Linked DNA regions of Mus musculus: region 1 is linked to region 2. Evidence: chromatin loops called from intact Hi-C (ENCODE). Cell type or tissue: heart. All regions are shown on one strand.

Region 1 (8,000 bases), 92 kb before region 2:
CTGGCTGGTGAGGAAGATCCAGCTTGAGTTAGTGTGCTAGGCTCCTCTGTCTCTGCCCGGCCAGGCTATTTTTAGTATCCACTACTGTAGGCTCCCATGTACAGTAGAGTGCATACCCTGTAGAGTGCTACCGTTCCGCATACTCTGGCTGCCGACAATCTTATGCTATCAGAATGTCACAGCTGGTATTAGCTAGGCAAATAGGCTCCTCCATTGCCCCCTACCTTCTGTGCCCACCACCCTACCTTTCATGAGCCACTGGAAGCTCTGGATCATAGGGGGACTTTTCTTGGGCACATGGTACAATCCACTGCTGGTCTTCGAAGTCTCTGCGGTTTGAGGTGTGCTGTTATCTTGCCAGACAACTTGAGTCTGTGTACATGGATTTTATCTGAACATAACTAGGAAGCTAAAAATAGTGGAATTTCAGTTGAGTGGTGAGTGTGGTTGCTGCTGGGTTGCTCTAGCAACATTTGCCTCTGACTCTCAATATGAGCTGCAACTGGGAAGGTAGGCAAAAGATAGTCTGGCCCACATAGGATAAGGCTTTGAAGACTCCCTACGCTTTGTTGACACAAATGCCTACTGTCTCCAGTGCCAGATAATTTCTCCACCACAAATTTCTACCCCATTCTAACTGTTCCAGCTTTCTCCTTCTGCTCATTACCTATAGTACAGGCTACCCCTCAAACCCAGACCAGAAACCTGTTATCTCTTCTAAGTGACAGAAGATGATTGTTAATAGCTCCTAAAATCAGTGTCCCCTTTCCAGACTCAATATATGACTGACTAGCAGCAGTCTAGGGTTTAAGAGCAGGTCACAGCTTTATATGACTAAGGTGGAGCTTGTACTGGCCCAGGAGCAGGAGCAGGGACAGGGGCAGAAGTACATGCCAGTACTTCATCAGGTCAGGACAACAAAGGGCTGGTTTTCCAGAGTCCATGGTTTCTGGGAGCAAAGTTTAGGAACAAAGCTAGGCCGATCCTCAGAGGTCCTGGTGACCTTGACCCTGTCTGGGCTCTGAGCCAGGTTGTCAAGAATGCTGGAATCCTGCAGCAAACACCTAATGGGCACCACTCTCACTTTCACTCCCTACCTCAAGATGGTTAAGATGGAGGAGTGGGTCCTCTGCCAAGGCCATGGTCACACTGAACCAAGGCTCCTCCCAGGGCTCTAGCCTGGACCCCCACTGTACATCAAGAGGCTGTCAAGATGCACTGACCCAAACAGCCCATGGCAGCCTGCCCAGTCCCTCCCTTGTCCGGGACCACTGCCCCCTGTGGGGACAGACCCTGGGAAAGAGCTTTGTTGGGCCCAGAGGGCACGATGGCATGGCCGGGCCCCACGTTATCACAGTTATCAACGTAACCATCGGGACCAGAAACAACCCAAGCGCAATCCTGCTGACCTTGGGAAGTAGGGGACAGGAAATCCCTGGGAGCCCAGCAGTCCCAGAGCAGAGCCAGTGCCAGCCAGCCTGGCTGAGCCCAGCCAGAGCCCCTGGGCTTCCCTGCTGACAGCCCCTCCCTCCCACCCCTCCAGGCCAGCTACAGACTGGCCAAAGTCAAGTCTTTAGTGCCCAGCAACTTGCCTAGCTCAGCTTAGTCCCTCAGCTGTGAAGTGTATCCCACCATAGTCTGCCCACATCACAGGGACTGAACCCCACTTACAAACACCTGGACCCCATGGAAGGAGAGGATCAAGCTAAGGACCAAAGATATTGAGTGTGTCTACTTGTAAGGGATTCTTAGGGGAGGCCAGCTGGTTCCTGACCAGGAGTTCCCTAAGGTGCCAGCCAGGCTGGCTGAGCCCAGCCAGAGTTCCCTAAGGTGCCAGCCAGGAATTCATACCAGGGAGAGCATACCCATAGGCTCCCTTCCTGTAGCCATTATACACTCTCAGCTTTTGTCGTAGATTATGGATTGTTTTGTTCTAGAAATCAGGCAGTCTCCTGTCACGCAGTTAGTTATACAAAGAGCTGGTCCTGATGGCAGTCACAGATGTGAGTAAGAGAAGAACATTTCAGAAGTGTGATAGTCCTTTGGTAAGGAGGCTAGAATCAACTCTGAGAGCCAAGGCTGGGTGGAGGTGGTGGCCTTGTCCACTGGCTATAGTAGTCAGGACTAGTGGCAATTCAAGATGGTACAAGCCACCTTGTCATCCCTGTAATAGGAACCCCGGAGTTCTGGTTCCGGCACCCCTCTTCTGTTCCCTGGCCTGCCTCGGCTTCCCTATGGTTCCCTGTCTCTCTGCAGAACTCCCACCCACCTCTTACCCGTGGTGTTCTTAGATCTTCTTGGACCTGGACCTGCTGCAGTGTTTATTTTACAAGCCAAGCTCACACTGTCGGGCTGATATGCAGAGCACAGTGGGGCCAAGAGACTGACTTTCTTGTTTTCTGCAGGAAATGTTTGTGGCTTGAAGCCGGACACAGGGGCACTCTGGTTTCCAGACCCTGTCCACAGGGCATCTGGGGGCAGGGAGCATGGGTTGGAGGGAGAGGCCCCAGTGCCCAGCATTTCTGCCTAGTTCTGTCCTAGAAGCCAGGCCATGCATACTTATTTCCTGTTAGAGGATACCACCCAGCCTCCAATACCTGCCTTTCAGGGTCCGCTTCTATCCATGAGGCTTACAAGCTGCACCATGAGACCTTGTCATCCCAGGCCGATCCCTGGGCCCTGCTCCATCCTTGCTCTCCAGCTGAGTATTTGCTAAGCCCAGGTCTTCATGTTCTCTGCCTGGGGAATTATTACATAGATATCACTGCAGACTTCCCGACCTCATCTCTCACATCCCACATAAGTCTCAAATGCTGCCCAAATCCAGGTGATCCTACTCTGCCATCTTTGCTGAGTCATGGTGTCTCACAGGTTAAGTAGTGAGGTGTTCCCACCCATCCTACATCCTGGAATACTTTCTGTGAGTCTCTCTCTCTCTCTCTCTCTCTCTCTCTCTCATTTGTTAGAATTTCAAGGCAAAGCCATCCAGGCTGCAGTTTCCTCCGTGAGAATACTTTTAACTACTAATTACAGGGTCTGAGGTTCATGAACTACTAGGGCTCTTTATTTCTTCTTGTGTCAGTTTTGATAAGCAGCAGAGCTGAGGAGTTTGTACTTTTTATCTTGGTTTTCAATTTGTTGCTGTTTACTTGGTGTCGGCGGCTTCTGTCTTTTGCCCCTGCTCCCCATTGTCATTTATCAACGCTGGCCCCATTTCCCACGGCAGCCCAGCCTGCCATGCATTCTCCAGTTTTACTGCTATTTTCACCAAACTTTTGGCTTTGTGGATCTTCCCGCCTGTGGGTTTTTATCTTGCTTATTCTAGTCTGTTTATCTCTCTTTCTTTCTAATCACTTGGCCTTAATATGTTTTCCCTCCCTCTAACTTCTTAAGCTAGATAATTATTAATCTCCAGATTTTCTAGATTTCGAAGCCCGTGAAGCTTTTTTTTTTTTTTTTTTTTTTTGTCTGTAAGCATCACTGGAAAGGCACATGCCACTTTCGTTGAGCCAGAATCTCACTCAGTAGCTCAGTTTGGCCTCAAGGTTGTCCTGCCTTAGCCTCCTTCGTCACAGGGGTGACAGGCACAGGGCCCTGCACCAGGCTCCCCCACACTCCGGACAAGGGAGCTTTACTTTCGCTTTCATCTGCTTATGGTGTATTTTTCTAATCTCCATCACCTCTTGTTTATTCCAAGAGTTATGCCACGGCAGCATAACTATGTGGTTTTCATCATTGTTATTACTGCGGTAGAACTTTCTAGTAACATTGCTTCACTGTCAGAGCAAGTGGTCCTGGGATATCAACCCCTTGGAATGTTTTGAAGGATGTTTTACAGCAAACCATGCGCTGAGCCTTTGTAAGGCGCCCCCGAGTACTTGAAGCATATTCGGCAGTCACTGGATGCAGGGCTGTGTTTACAAGCACCAGAACAAGCTTGTTCATTGTTTCATTCAAATCTTCTCTATCCTCGCTGGAATCTCTTTATCTATTTGATCTATCATTTCCTCGAAGTCACAGGGTGAATTTCTGTTTAGCTTTCTAGGAAAACGGCGGCGAGACTCTTTTCTAAAGTTTTGTTTTTGTTTTGTTTTGTTTTTGCCCTTGTTTTCCCATCAGCAGTGTGTAAACGGCCCACTTTCTCTCAGCCTTGCAACCAGGCGGTATGCTTGGGTTTTCTATTTCAGCCCTGTTAGTGAGTATGTAATGGTATCTCATTGTGGTTTTGATTTGCATTTCCCTAATGACTAATGATGTTGAGCAACTTTTCATGTGCTTATTAGCCATTCATAGTCTTCTCTGGTGAAATGTTTATTCAACTCTCTTGCCCGTTTTCCAATTAGGTACTCCGCTCTATTGTCGAGTGGCAGGAGTTTTTAATATGTTCTGGGTACAAGTCCTCCATCAGACGTATGACTTGCAAATACTTTCTCCTAATCTCCGGCTGTCTTTTCATTTTCTGAATTGTCTTTTAAATCTCAGAAGTTTTTAATTTTAATGAAGTCCAATTTGTCTTTTGTATGGTTCCTGCTTTTGACGATCTTCGATCTCTTTCCCCTATCTGAGGTCATAAACATTTTCTTTTTTTATTTTCATTTTTATTTTTTTCTTCTAGAAATTGTAGAGAGTGAGCTTTTGTATTTAGGCCTAGATTTTTGAGGCAATTTGAGAGTATTCAGTGAGATGAGATCTAAGTTTTTGTTTACTTGGCTTTGTATGTGTGTGTGCTTGTATGTGTGCAGATACACATGTGTGGGGGTGTATATGTGTTTAGAGACCAAAGAAACATTTCAACAGTTGTTTTTCAGAACCATTTATTTTTTGAGAAAAGTTCTCAGATTAACCTGCAGCTCACCAAGTATGCTAGGCTGGCTGGTGAACGAACTCCAGGGACCCACCAGTTTCTTCTTCCCCAACTCCTGGGTTATAAATATGTGCCAGCAATGCCTGACTTTTTTATGTGAGATCTGGGAACTAAGCTCTGATCCTCAGGCTTGCACAGCAAGTACCTTAACAACTGAGCTATCTTCCTAGCCTCTTAAAGGTGTATAGCTCAAGGGCTAAGCATGGTTGGACATGCCTTTAATCCCAGCACTTGGGAGGCAGAGGCAAGCCTATGTCTGTGAGTTCAAGGCCAACCTGGTCTATGTGGTGACTAGGTCAGTCAGGGCTCCATAGTGAGACCTTGTCTCAAACACTAAAAATAAAAGCAAACAAAAGAAGATGTAGGCCAAGCCCAGGCTGACCTCTGACTGGTATCTAATAGTCTTCAATATCTGCCTACCCGCAAGTACCACACAAACAGCTGCTTTTTCATTCACTCGCACAGCACCATTAGTCAAAAAAAAAAAAGATCTTTTATTTGGTCAAACAGCAAAGGCATCTTTCTTAGGAACTAATTAACTAAGCCAAGCATGGTGATGCACACTTTTAATCCCTGTACTTGGGAAACTAATGCAGAAGAGTCAGGAGTTCAAAACCAGACTCAAGCATATACAAAGTTTAAAGTCAGCCTGGGCTACCTCAAAAAAAAAAAAAATCCATTTACCATAAATGTATGGGTTTCTTTGTGGACCTTCATTCCCGTTCTCTTGGTCCATATGCTCCATGGTCTCTTGATTATCGGATCTTTACAGTAAGTTTTGAAATTGAGTAGTGAAAATATTCTGATTTTTTTTCTCCTACCCTGGTCTGATACCTAGATATTTTCATCTGAATTTTTAGATGAACTTGTATTTTTTTTTTCTTTAAAAGAGAAATTGGGGGTAGAAAAGGCAGGCAGGTAGGGTGGTGGGCTTCTGGGATTTTCTGTTGAATCTATGGATCCATTTGGGTAAACAGACATCTTAGACCATGAATATGCTATCTCTGTTTTACTTCCTCCAGTTCTTGGGAGGTGAGGTTATGACAAGGTTTGTTTTTGTTTTTTTTTTCCTCTGTAGCTCAGGCTAGCCTGGAACTAGTTAGCTATACTGTGAAATTAAAAATCCACCTGCCTCAGCCAAAGTCTGGGATTAGAAATTTTGATAATTTTTTTGTAGTTTGTGTACATTTTGTGTATTGTTGTTGTTGTTGTTAACTTCACTTCTGTTTTATTCACCATACAACTGCTAATGGGATTAGTTTTTTTTGTTTTTTGTTTTTTGGTTTTTTTTCTTAATTTCACTTTGGGATTGTATGTTACTGGAGCTAGAAACTCAATCTTTGGCCGGTCTGGGAAAGTCCAAACTTGCTATTCTTAGTCTTCATGTTTTGTTCTTGCTGTTGATTCTGTTAGATTTTCCACTCCTGCTACAGATAATGAAGGCAAACTTACTTCTTCCCCTCCGGTCCCAATGCCTTTCATTTCCTTCCTTCCCTCCTTCCTGCTCTCGCCGCCTTCCCACCACCCTTGCCCTAGCTTGAACGTCAGTAATATGTAGGAATGACTAGAGACTCTCCTGGGAGAAGGCCTCCTGTCACCTGTCATTAAGGATGAGGATGGCTTTGGAGTTCTCATCAATGCTCCCTGTGAGTTCAGGATGTTCTCCTATGCTGAGTGCACTAAGAGCTGAGCAAAAGTAAATGTGCATTTTCCCCAGCTGTCCTTTCTGAGTCTATCAAGGTGACCATGTGATATTTAACCCCTTATTCTATTAATACAGTATGATATAGTAACTAATTTTGGGGGTGCTAAATTAATCTCACGTTCCTGGGATACACCCCATTTGGTCATGGTAGATGAAGGATTTTTTTTTTTTAATTTTGCAGGGCTCGGGTTGTTATACTGTGGTAAGAACATTACTATTTATGTATATAAAGATATATATATACACACACACATACATACACACACACACAATACAATACACACATACAATGAGAGGGGGAACTAGGGGTTAATACAGAGTCTCCTTATATAGTCTATCCCAGGCTGGCCTGGAACTTACTGTGTAACCCAAGCTGATCTCAAACTCACTATGATCCTCCTGATTTTGCCCCCCACATACTGAGATTCCAGGACCACCATGCCTGGCTTGTATCTATAGTCATAAAGGATATTGTACTTTGTGTTCTTTATGTGTGTGTGTATCTGTCTGTCTGTCTGTCTGTCTGTCTGTCTCTGTCTCTCTCTCTCTCTGTGTCTGTCTCTGTCTGTCTGTCTGTCTCTCTCTCTCTTTCTCTCTCTCTCTCTCTCTGTGTATGTGTGTGTGTGTTGTGCATATGTGGGTTTTAAAAATACAATCAGCAGTTTTATCTACTTCTTTCTCACACCCGCTGCCTTGTCTGAGGTGCCTGATTTCATTCCCTCTCCTGTTGCTACACATATGGGCATACATCCAGCCTGGCCTTTCAGTCCTAGACTCGGAGATTTTCCAGACCACTCAGATGATAAGAGTTTGAGCTCTAATCAGAGCTGTAACTAGCTTGAGGATGTAACTTCCCAGGGCAAAAACTGTTCCCTTCCTCTTAACAGTTAAAGCCATCTTGACAGTCTTCTCAGGGAGTGGGCTAATTTTGTTGACTTTCCCATTGAGCTATTTGAAGGTCTGAGCTTGCTGACAGTTTCTGCCTTGAGACTCCCAGGTTCTAATGGCCAGAGTCACTAGGAAGATTGTAGAATCTAAAGCTCGTGGTGCATAGCTGCCTTTGGGAAGCTCTTACCTCAGTCTCTAGTGTTCCTACTGTCTGCTCAGCTCCTGGCTGCTAAACATGGATATTTTCTTTTCAAATAGCTGCCCTAAAAAGTAATATGGTAAAATTAAAGTCACAGTCATTTATTTCATTTAATTCCAGAAACCCCAAATACTATGACTTCAATATAATTAATACAGAAACTATTAAAACGGTTGCTTCTCTTCCCTTATTCCGAGTCCTCAGAAGCCAGATGAATTTTGTACACATGGCCCATCTCAATTTGAAAGCTGGGTTTTCATGAGAGCTTCTGGGACTGTATTAAGACTTCATAAAATTTACAACTTGGAAAGGACATTTGGGGCGGTTGTCTTTGTTTTTAAGAC
Region 2 (8,000 bases):
TTTAGTCTTCTGTGTTCGCTGGCATCCTTTAGCATATTAGCCACCTAGCCTCTGTAGCCCAGCACCCTCCTGCTGTGCCCCACCTTCCTGCTGACTTTCCTGCTCTCTGCCTGCACTGGAGCCCTTTGCCTTCATTCACCACTGCCTTACACAAAACCCTGCCAATCAGACTCTAGAGGTCAAGGGACAAAGGTAGCCCAGCAGTCACATCCCAAAGTGCACACTCACCCTCAATAGCATAACCCATATGATGGTAGTCTAAGTCCCACCAAGGCCCCAGGCAGCCCCTGAGAGCCTGACGGCCCCTCATGGCCTCCCTTTCTCCTCTTCCTCTGCTCCTGCATAGTCACCCTTCTTCCCTTTCCTCCTTCATGGTCCAGGCTGTTCTGTTGAGGGATCCTGGATCACCCCCATCTAGACCTTTCCCAGTATGACCTCCTACCCACCATCATGTGTCATTACCACTCGGATGGTTAGTTCCACAGGCCTACCAACTACCCCCCCCCCTGCCTTGGGCACAGGACAGGGCAGTACCACCCAACATCCTGCATGTCTAAGGCAGTAGCCATAGGACACCAAATATTTCCCAGCTCAAACAGAGAAACTTGTTCCCAAGGTCAAGCAGGCCTGACTAGGACCACACGGGCTCAGACTCACATGTGTGATGTTGTTTCCTCGATCAGGTATCTTGAATATCTGCTGCAGACCCTGCCACACCCATGAAATGGCCTCTGTGTTCTCACACAGCCCTGGATGCTTCTGAGGAACCCCCAAAGCAACACAGAATGTGGGGGTTACAGGTGGGCCCTAGGTCCAAGTGTTTGTGAGAATCATGGCAAAGAACAGAGGCCTGGCCGACCTTCACACAGAGGCCTCTCTGCTGTGTGTGTGCCACATGGCTCACTGTAGTCCTTGAGACTCCACGACTACCTGCCAGGTTTCTGGCCCAGCATGCTCCTAATAGTTGGGACCTAACCCATACCTCTGCTGTCCAGCACCTCAAGTACCATGCCCACCCTCAAGACATCAAAGAAAGGGCTGCCCTAGCACACACCTCCATGGGCACATACAGTAAGTAGCTTTCTTTGCTGGGTTCTAATTCCTGGGCAAGCTGAGGGCTGCTGCAGGCAGCAGGGCCTGCCTTCCTTGAAGTATACCCTCTCAATGGGATGGGGGCATTTCTCAAAGTCTGACCACACTGGGCCTCTAAGGTGTTCAGGGAAGGTTAGGTTAATCATACACCCCCACACATCTGTAACATCTTGGTCCAGCCTTGAACAGCCTGATAATGTCCATGGGTTCTTCTCTCTTGGCCCACAGAACTTTGCAAGGGCTTCATGGGCCAGTCTGGTTTATATCACCTTCTCCTTTGAAAGCCATCACTTTATAGGCCAGGTATAAAGAACCCTTCCCTTTTTGAACTAAAGGGGGTCTCTTTGGATCCAGTGGACTGGCAGGAGACAGGGCATGGCGATGTAGGAGCCACAGCTTTGAGTTCTCGCACACAAACTAGATCAGGACCCATCCCCAGTCCACCCCACCCTGTGTTCTTCCCTAGTATCTTTCATCACCCCCTCCCCATCCCTACTAAACTATCACGATGCCAACTTTTGGGAAAGCTCTGGTGTATAGACCTAGGGGCCCTGGAGCCTTCAGTGCCCCACTGTGATCGCATGGAGAACTTCTGTGTGTACATGGGAGTTTACATTGTTCTAAACCCTGCAAGTGCCCATCAGGGTCTGGCTGGACAAAAACATGAGCGTCTGTTAGGGACAGACACTTGTTTCTCAAACTCCTGAGAAGCAGGTCAGTAGGTCCTGTGAAAGTTGTTCCCCTTCCTTGTAAGCAGCCAACAACTCTGTCAAGTGGTGGCAATATTTGGCTGACTCCTTCTTTGACACCCACCATATTCATTTGCCTTGGCGCTGAGCTACAAAAGTGTAAAAGAACAAGAAGACTACAAGTATGATTTTTGTTGGGCCTCTTTATTTAGAACCTGGCGGACGAGGAGCCCTGGGCAGTTGGTATGGGCAGTACAGGAACCATTTCGACTGTCTGGTCACCAAGTTTAAGAGCAATCTAATGAAGTGGGGGACACTGTAAGCTAACTGAAGATGAATGTGTGGGGGCTTTTACTCAACAACCATTCCCCTAGAGTCTAATATAAAAGTAGATTTACATTTGTGGGTAATCTGAAGCTGGTGATTTCTAGTGCCTTTGGTAATAATCAATAACCCAGCAGTTGCGTGGCAGAGGGATCCACGCATGGATAAATACAAATATTAAATTAGCATAATTTTTTAACTTTTTGTACAAATATACATGCTTTTTCCTTTTTCTCATCTTTTTCCTTCGTTCTACATTTTCTAGTTTCTCTTTTTGTTTTGCACTGAGAGCGAGTAGAGATTAAACATTTTACATAAATGATTTAAAGCTTTACACCTTGGGACCAGCGTACTCCTTGCACATGGTACAGAGTGTTCTCAATACATTGCACAGTTTTCAGATTTCCACAAAACCGTGGGCTGCTCTACGCAACCATCTCCGGTTCCTGCTACATGAACGAAAGGTCCCAGCCGAAGCCCAGAGTTCTTCCATCGTCCGCTGCCCAGATGCCCAGCAAGTTCTCTCTGGCCGTTAGCCTCTAAACTGTGGGAAGAGGGACTCAGGTGAGCAGGCATAGCGGGAACCCCCCGGGGGCGGCCCCTCCGCGACCCCCGTGGGGGACGCCAGACTCACCTAACTCATCTCAGACGTTTGCGCGGGGTCTGCTCCACCGCGCCCACCCCAGGAGCCACGTTTGGAGAGGGACACCCTGGAGGGACGTCGTTCGACGCCTTGTTCTCCTGCGCAGTTCTCTTGCGCTTGGCGAAGAAGTCTGCGGGCGACAACGCGCGTCGGTCAGGGCGGGGCCGGCCCAGAGACCCGCGAGGAGACCCGCGGAGTGCGCAGGGCGCGGGGCCGGGGTGGGGGCGCCATCCCCGCCCGCGCCGAGGTCCGCGGCGGGTCAGCTTTGTTTACGTCGCCGCGCAATGTGCTGTGTAAGCATTTCCCCTTGTCCCGCGGCCAAGCCCCCCGGGGCTGCCGCCGCACTTAACCCCCTCCATGCCGCACACACGGCTCCCTAAGGGGCTCCCGCGGCCCGAGCCAAAGACCGCGATCCGAGTGGGTCGCGGCCAGGCTCGCCCTCCCACTGCACGCTCGGGAGCCTTAGCTGCACCCCTACCAGTAGGAAAGGGGTGCGGGCGCAACCGCGCCCTAAGCGCCGCGGGCCCTTTAATGCCACGGGAGGAGGCGGGGACCGGGCGAGGCCCCCGAGGGCGAGGGAGAGCCCGGCCGGCCGGACAAAGCGAGGCCGGGCCGGGGCGGGGCCGTGCGGGGCTCACCGGAGATGAGAGGCCCCGACAGCTTCTTGATCGCACCGTTCGCATTGGCCGCAGCAGTCCCGGGTGCAGGACGTCCTGGAATCCCCGAGAGAGGCTGGTCCTTCAGCTCCTGGCCGCGCTGCTCTTGATTCTCGTCCTGCTCCTCGACCGGCTCCCCATTCTGCTCCTCGACCGGCTCCGCACCCTGCTCCTCGACCGGCTCCGCGCCCTGCTCCTCCTCCGGCTCCTCGTCCTTCTCCTCGACCGGCTCTGCGCCCTGCTCCTCGCCCTGCTCAGAGACCGGCTCAGTTCCCAGCTCATCACCCGGCTCAGCACCCGACTCCTCGCCCTGCTCAGAGACCTGCTCAGGGACCTGTTCCTCGCCGTCCCGAGTCGCCACGTCCGGGTTCGCGTCCGGGATCGGGTCCGGAGTCGGGTCGGAGGTCGCGACCAGGGTCACCTCCGGAATTGGGTCTGAGGTCAGATCTGAAGCCGGGGCCGGGGTCGCGGGTGGGGTGGGCTCCGCGACCACGGCCGAGGCTGGGGCGCTGGGCGGCTGCTCAGGCGCCTCCTCTAGGCCGTCGGGGGCCTCGCCAGCCGGCGGCCCAGAACGCGGGATGACAGCCACGGCCACCGGGGGTGGCCGGGGCCCCAGCTGCAGGCGACAGCGCCCCACCTGCACCGTCTCGCGGTAGAAGGCGGGCACAGACTCGCTGTCCACCTCCATCCACTGCAGACGACCAGGGCCTCGAAGAGGCACATCCTGCTGGAAGTTGAAGTCCCAGCGGTTCTGGTCCTCGGCGTTCAGCTCGGCCAGGCGCATCCGCAGCTCGCGGCCCAGCTCCTCGTGGTCTACAGGCCCGAAGAGGCTGCGGCAGGCGCTGCTACGCGCTATCACTGGGAAGGTATCGCTGGAGGCCAAGCGTTCCATCGCTGTTCTGCTGCGGAGGTACACGTCGGACATGCCCATGGTCGAAGGCTGTGCAAACGCGGGCAGCGAGAAAGAAGGGAACGGGAGGAGAAGGAAGAGGGGAGAGGAGGAGGGCGGAGGCTGGGCGTGGGTGAGACCCCTTGCACAGCCCGCGTCCGCCTCTGCCTAAGGACGCAGCGGCTACCTGGCTGATTGGTGATGGACGGCTCCTGCGTCTGGATCGCTTGTCCTGTCCAGCTTGGGCCGCGCCCCCTCGGAGCTTGCCTGCCTGTTCGCTTGCTCTCAGTCGGGCCTAGCCGGCACCCCTCGAGCACAGCGCACTCGGCCTGTGGAACGCCCAGCCCGCTGCGCCCCTTTATACGCGCTGGCCCCACCCCCGCGCGCGCGGGCCTCCTCACGATTAGCATAATGTAGTATTTTCAGTTTCAACAACACCGCGGCGATTGGAGGGTGCAGCCCGCCCCGCCCACAGAGGCCCTGCCCCCGCGCCACGCTCATTGGCTGCGCGCACACACCCCCGGGGCCGGGCGGGGCGGGTGACGGGCGGGCGCTGATTGGCGGCCGCACGGCGAGCGGGCTGCGCGGGACAAGGGGCGGGGCTCGAGTTAAAGAGCTCTGCGGGCGGTAACGTGACACCGCGACGCCCCTCCCCCTCGCCCCATCCCCCCCCCCGCCCCCCGCGGGCTCCTTTGTCTGCAGGCGGGGGCTCGCGCAGCCGCGACGCGCGCGCCCCCTCGGACCATGGAGCTGGGCACAGCCCCTCGGCGATGCCGACGTCGGTGAAGGTCCCTCGGTCCCCGCAGCCCGCGCTAGCCCTAGGACTGCACCAACTGATTAGGGCTTTAACCTACTACTACCAGCTGGGTCCTGGTCCTGGCAGTACCGTGGCTGGATCCACCCTCTACACCCAGGCCTAAGTATCTGCCTTCGAGGCATCTGCACACCTGCTGGCCCTAAGACCCTCTATCACGGAGTTAGAGACAGGGGTCACATCCATTCTTTTCCTGAGGAACAATACTGTAGAGATCTAAAAGATCTGTAGCCTGGTCTATAATAGGCCCACCTACCCGGGAGATGAGACACAAGTTGGGCCCATCCTAGCCTGTACCTACATCACTGATAGATGCCTAGGACCTTAGGTTTGGGTCAGGCCATATTCGACCCCCAGTTCTGCCTACCTTAGTTGGCTGGAAGTAGTTATGCTAGAAAAGAGAGAATGACCCCTCCTCCACAGCAGTGCCTCTTGGTGGGGCCCTGAATACTCACACAAACACACCCGACATGGCCTGACAGAGCCCCCCCCCCGCCCCCCGCCCCTGCTGCCTCCGCTACCGCCGCCAAAAGGAGTTCATTATTTAGGGCAGGGAGTCGAGAAGGTGACTCAGGCATGTGCCAGGAGCTGGCCCCCTCCCCCCGCCCTGGGGAACCAGGACTTCCGGACATACTTGAAAGGCCCTGCAGAGCCCCAAGCTCTCAGCTCCCAGCAGAGATGCCTGTGAGACTTTTGAGACAGAACCCTATTTACAGGGTTAGGTAAGTTGGGCCAACCCGGGAGTCAAGTCAAACCCTGAAGCCAGGGGCCAGACTGTCCTGGAACAGGTGAGAGACGGGGTTTGGAAGCTGCTCTGGTGGAGAGACCAGAGCCTGTGACCTGTAAGGATTTCTTTTTCTCGGTACACCATATTACAAATCTCTCAGGGCATTGGTATGTCACAGTAATTTTCTTGAGTAAAATAAAACTAATGAGGGCTTTCAAGGGGCCTCATGAACCCCTCATTCACTAAAAGCTAAAATCCACTAGCCCAGGGCAGGAAGGAGGCAGGGCTTTGTTCTGTCCCTGTGTCAAAGCCACATGGGCCTCTTCAGAGACCCTGGTCACAGGACCACACTCCACACTTATTTGTGACCACCTGGCCTCCAGGGTCTCCCCAACAGTCCAAATATCCAGGCTGCAGCTGTCGAGGCTAGAGAAGGTCCACCCTGCCCACAACCTAGGCCAAAGCTGCTGAGAGGACTGACTGAACGTGCTCCCTGGGGTGTGGAGCTACTGGGCCCTATTTGTTGGGAGAAGCAGTCTAGACAGCCAGATAGATCATCTGTGCTGCAGGCTGCCTCACTGGGCATCCCTACCCCAGGATGCTTGCATCACTTGCTTTCTCCTTTCATATTCCCGTTTCATCTGCTTGTTTGTCCGTCTCCACACAGGTTAAAGTGAGCCCTCCACAAGTCTGTAACGGTGAAGTTCCATCAATGCTAGCTAGCATCAACAGACCTGGTAAGCACACTGCTTCCAGAAGCAGGGTTAAGTTCCCCATCTAGCCCTCCAACCCAAGGGACCTGTAGGTAAGTAAACATTTGTCTGGCTACAAGAATCGTCTTCTATTTTTGACATTAAAAATACATCCAAAGGAAACAAGAACATTTTTTTTAACTGTGTTGCTGCGGAGAGTTGGGGGATGGAGCGCTGGTCTGGTGCCCTGGCTCATCAGACGCAAGTTTCCTGACTTCTTTCTTGTGTGGTGTGAAGGGGTATAAGCCGTGGGACCTCGACCTTGGACCTGGTTAGCAAATGAGTCTCTCCCGAAATCTTCCCCCATACCCTTGGGCAGAATGGGTACTTCACCTCTTGCCTCTCCCAGAGCTCCCAGAAAGACCACACATCCAAAGACCATTTCTGCCACCAATTGTTGGCGATATTTCTGTGTGCACCCAATTACATTACAGCCATAGGAGCTCTTTTTCTATGTGCCCACCTGACTGGCCGAATGAGGAACAGAATGAGGGCTGTGGCAAGACTCGGGCACAGCCACGCTGCCAGTGATTGGACTACGAGATAAAATTTGAAAGCTGGAGGTGACTCAGTGGTATGGCACTTGAGATACTTCTCAAGTATGAACGCTGGCTCTGGGTTCCATCCCCAGGGCCGAAAACAAACGAATGAATGAATAGATAGATAGATAAATAAATTTTGTGTCCTAAATCGCTAAAATCCACGGCGCAGTTACTGACTGAAGCTAAAACACAACAGTAGGCAGGCGGACACTTCAGCAGTCTGTTGCGAGGAGGAAACGGGCTGCCTATATTAAAACCTTGCTGTGGCTCCTAGGCGATTAAGGCCAGCTTAACCTACACCCTCCAGCTCTTCGAACCAACTCCGAGATTTGATTAGTGAATCGTAACACAGGAAGCCTATTGGCCCCAGCCCTCCTGCCTTTTCATTCTTAGAGGAGCCTGGAGCAGCTAAGTCAGTTTAGTTTCCCAGAACGTCCCCGGATCGCACTCACAACAACCCGCATAGCTGGTCAGCTACGGGGACTCCAAGCACCCCCAAGGAAGCCGGGTGTTCAGGGTCTTCCAGCCCCTGGCCAGAACAGAGTCCGAGTCTAGGAGGCCTGTCCTTGGCTTCATGCTGCCCCCTGGTGGCCGACTTGAACATCACCAGTTTCTTGGCTGCCTCATGCCTCCCTTTCTTGCCTGCGTGGATGGCTCTCCTGGTCATCCCCACCCCTGACCCAGAGCCCCAGGTTCTGGGGCCTTCCCGGAGTAACCAAGTGTAGAGTTGAGACTTGTCTCCCCTCTGGCTCTTAAAGCTGCCTTCTCAGATTCTAAGACCCTGAGCTGTCATATCAGATAAATTAAGGCCTTGAAGAATTTTCCATGAAACCCTGAGCCACATGTCACCCATCCATCAAGGAAGGTGGAGA

Evidence for each region. Hi-C counts contacts between places; a loop is a spot of excess contacts. Peaks named below come from ENCODE experiments on the same cell type or tissue, not always from the same donor. Only the 100,000 strongest peaks of a DNase experiment are listed, where the experiment ranks them.
Region 1: a loop joins it to region 2, with 4 times the contacts of the local background. A loop is called at or near these places in 8 of 42 quality-filtered maps.

What each region holds. Positions count from the first base shown.
Region 1 is chr7:143,364,195-143,372,194 of GRCm38, forward strand. The region is part of intron 15 of Kcnq1 (potassium voltage-gated channel, subfamily Q, member 1); the gene reads left to right. Among named protein-coding and RNA genes, the nearest start is that of 4933417O13Rik, 38 kb to the left of the region's middle. In heart, no CTCF peak of the experiment used is centred here; DNase peaks (open chromatin) are centred at 1,259 and 3,597; H3K4me3 peaks cover 931 bases; H3K27ac peaks cover 5,870 bases.
Region 2 is chr7:143,456,373-143,464,372 of GRCm38, forward strand. Cdkn1c (cyclin-dependent kinase inhibitor 1C (P57)) reads right to left here and starts at 4,678. Exons shown (of 4, transcript NM_001161624.1): 1 at 4,481-4,678; 2 at 3,423-4,344; 3 at 2,740-2,878; 4 at 1,967-2,649. The coding sequence starts at 4,335. The coding sequence ends at 2,745. It overlaps Gm33663 (a long non-coding RNA gene), which reads right to left. Exons shown (of 3, transcript XR_378640.3): 3 at 6,963-8,000. In heart, a CTCF peak has its summit at 7,717 (motif pointing left); DNase peaks (open chromatin) are centred at 3,259, 4,659 and 7,719; H3K4me3 peaks cover 4,792 bases; H3K27ac peaks cover 5,509 bases; H3K27me3 peaks cover 960 bases.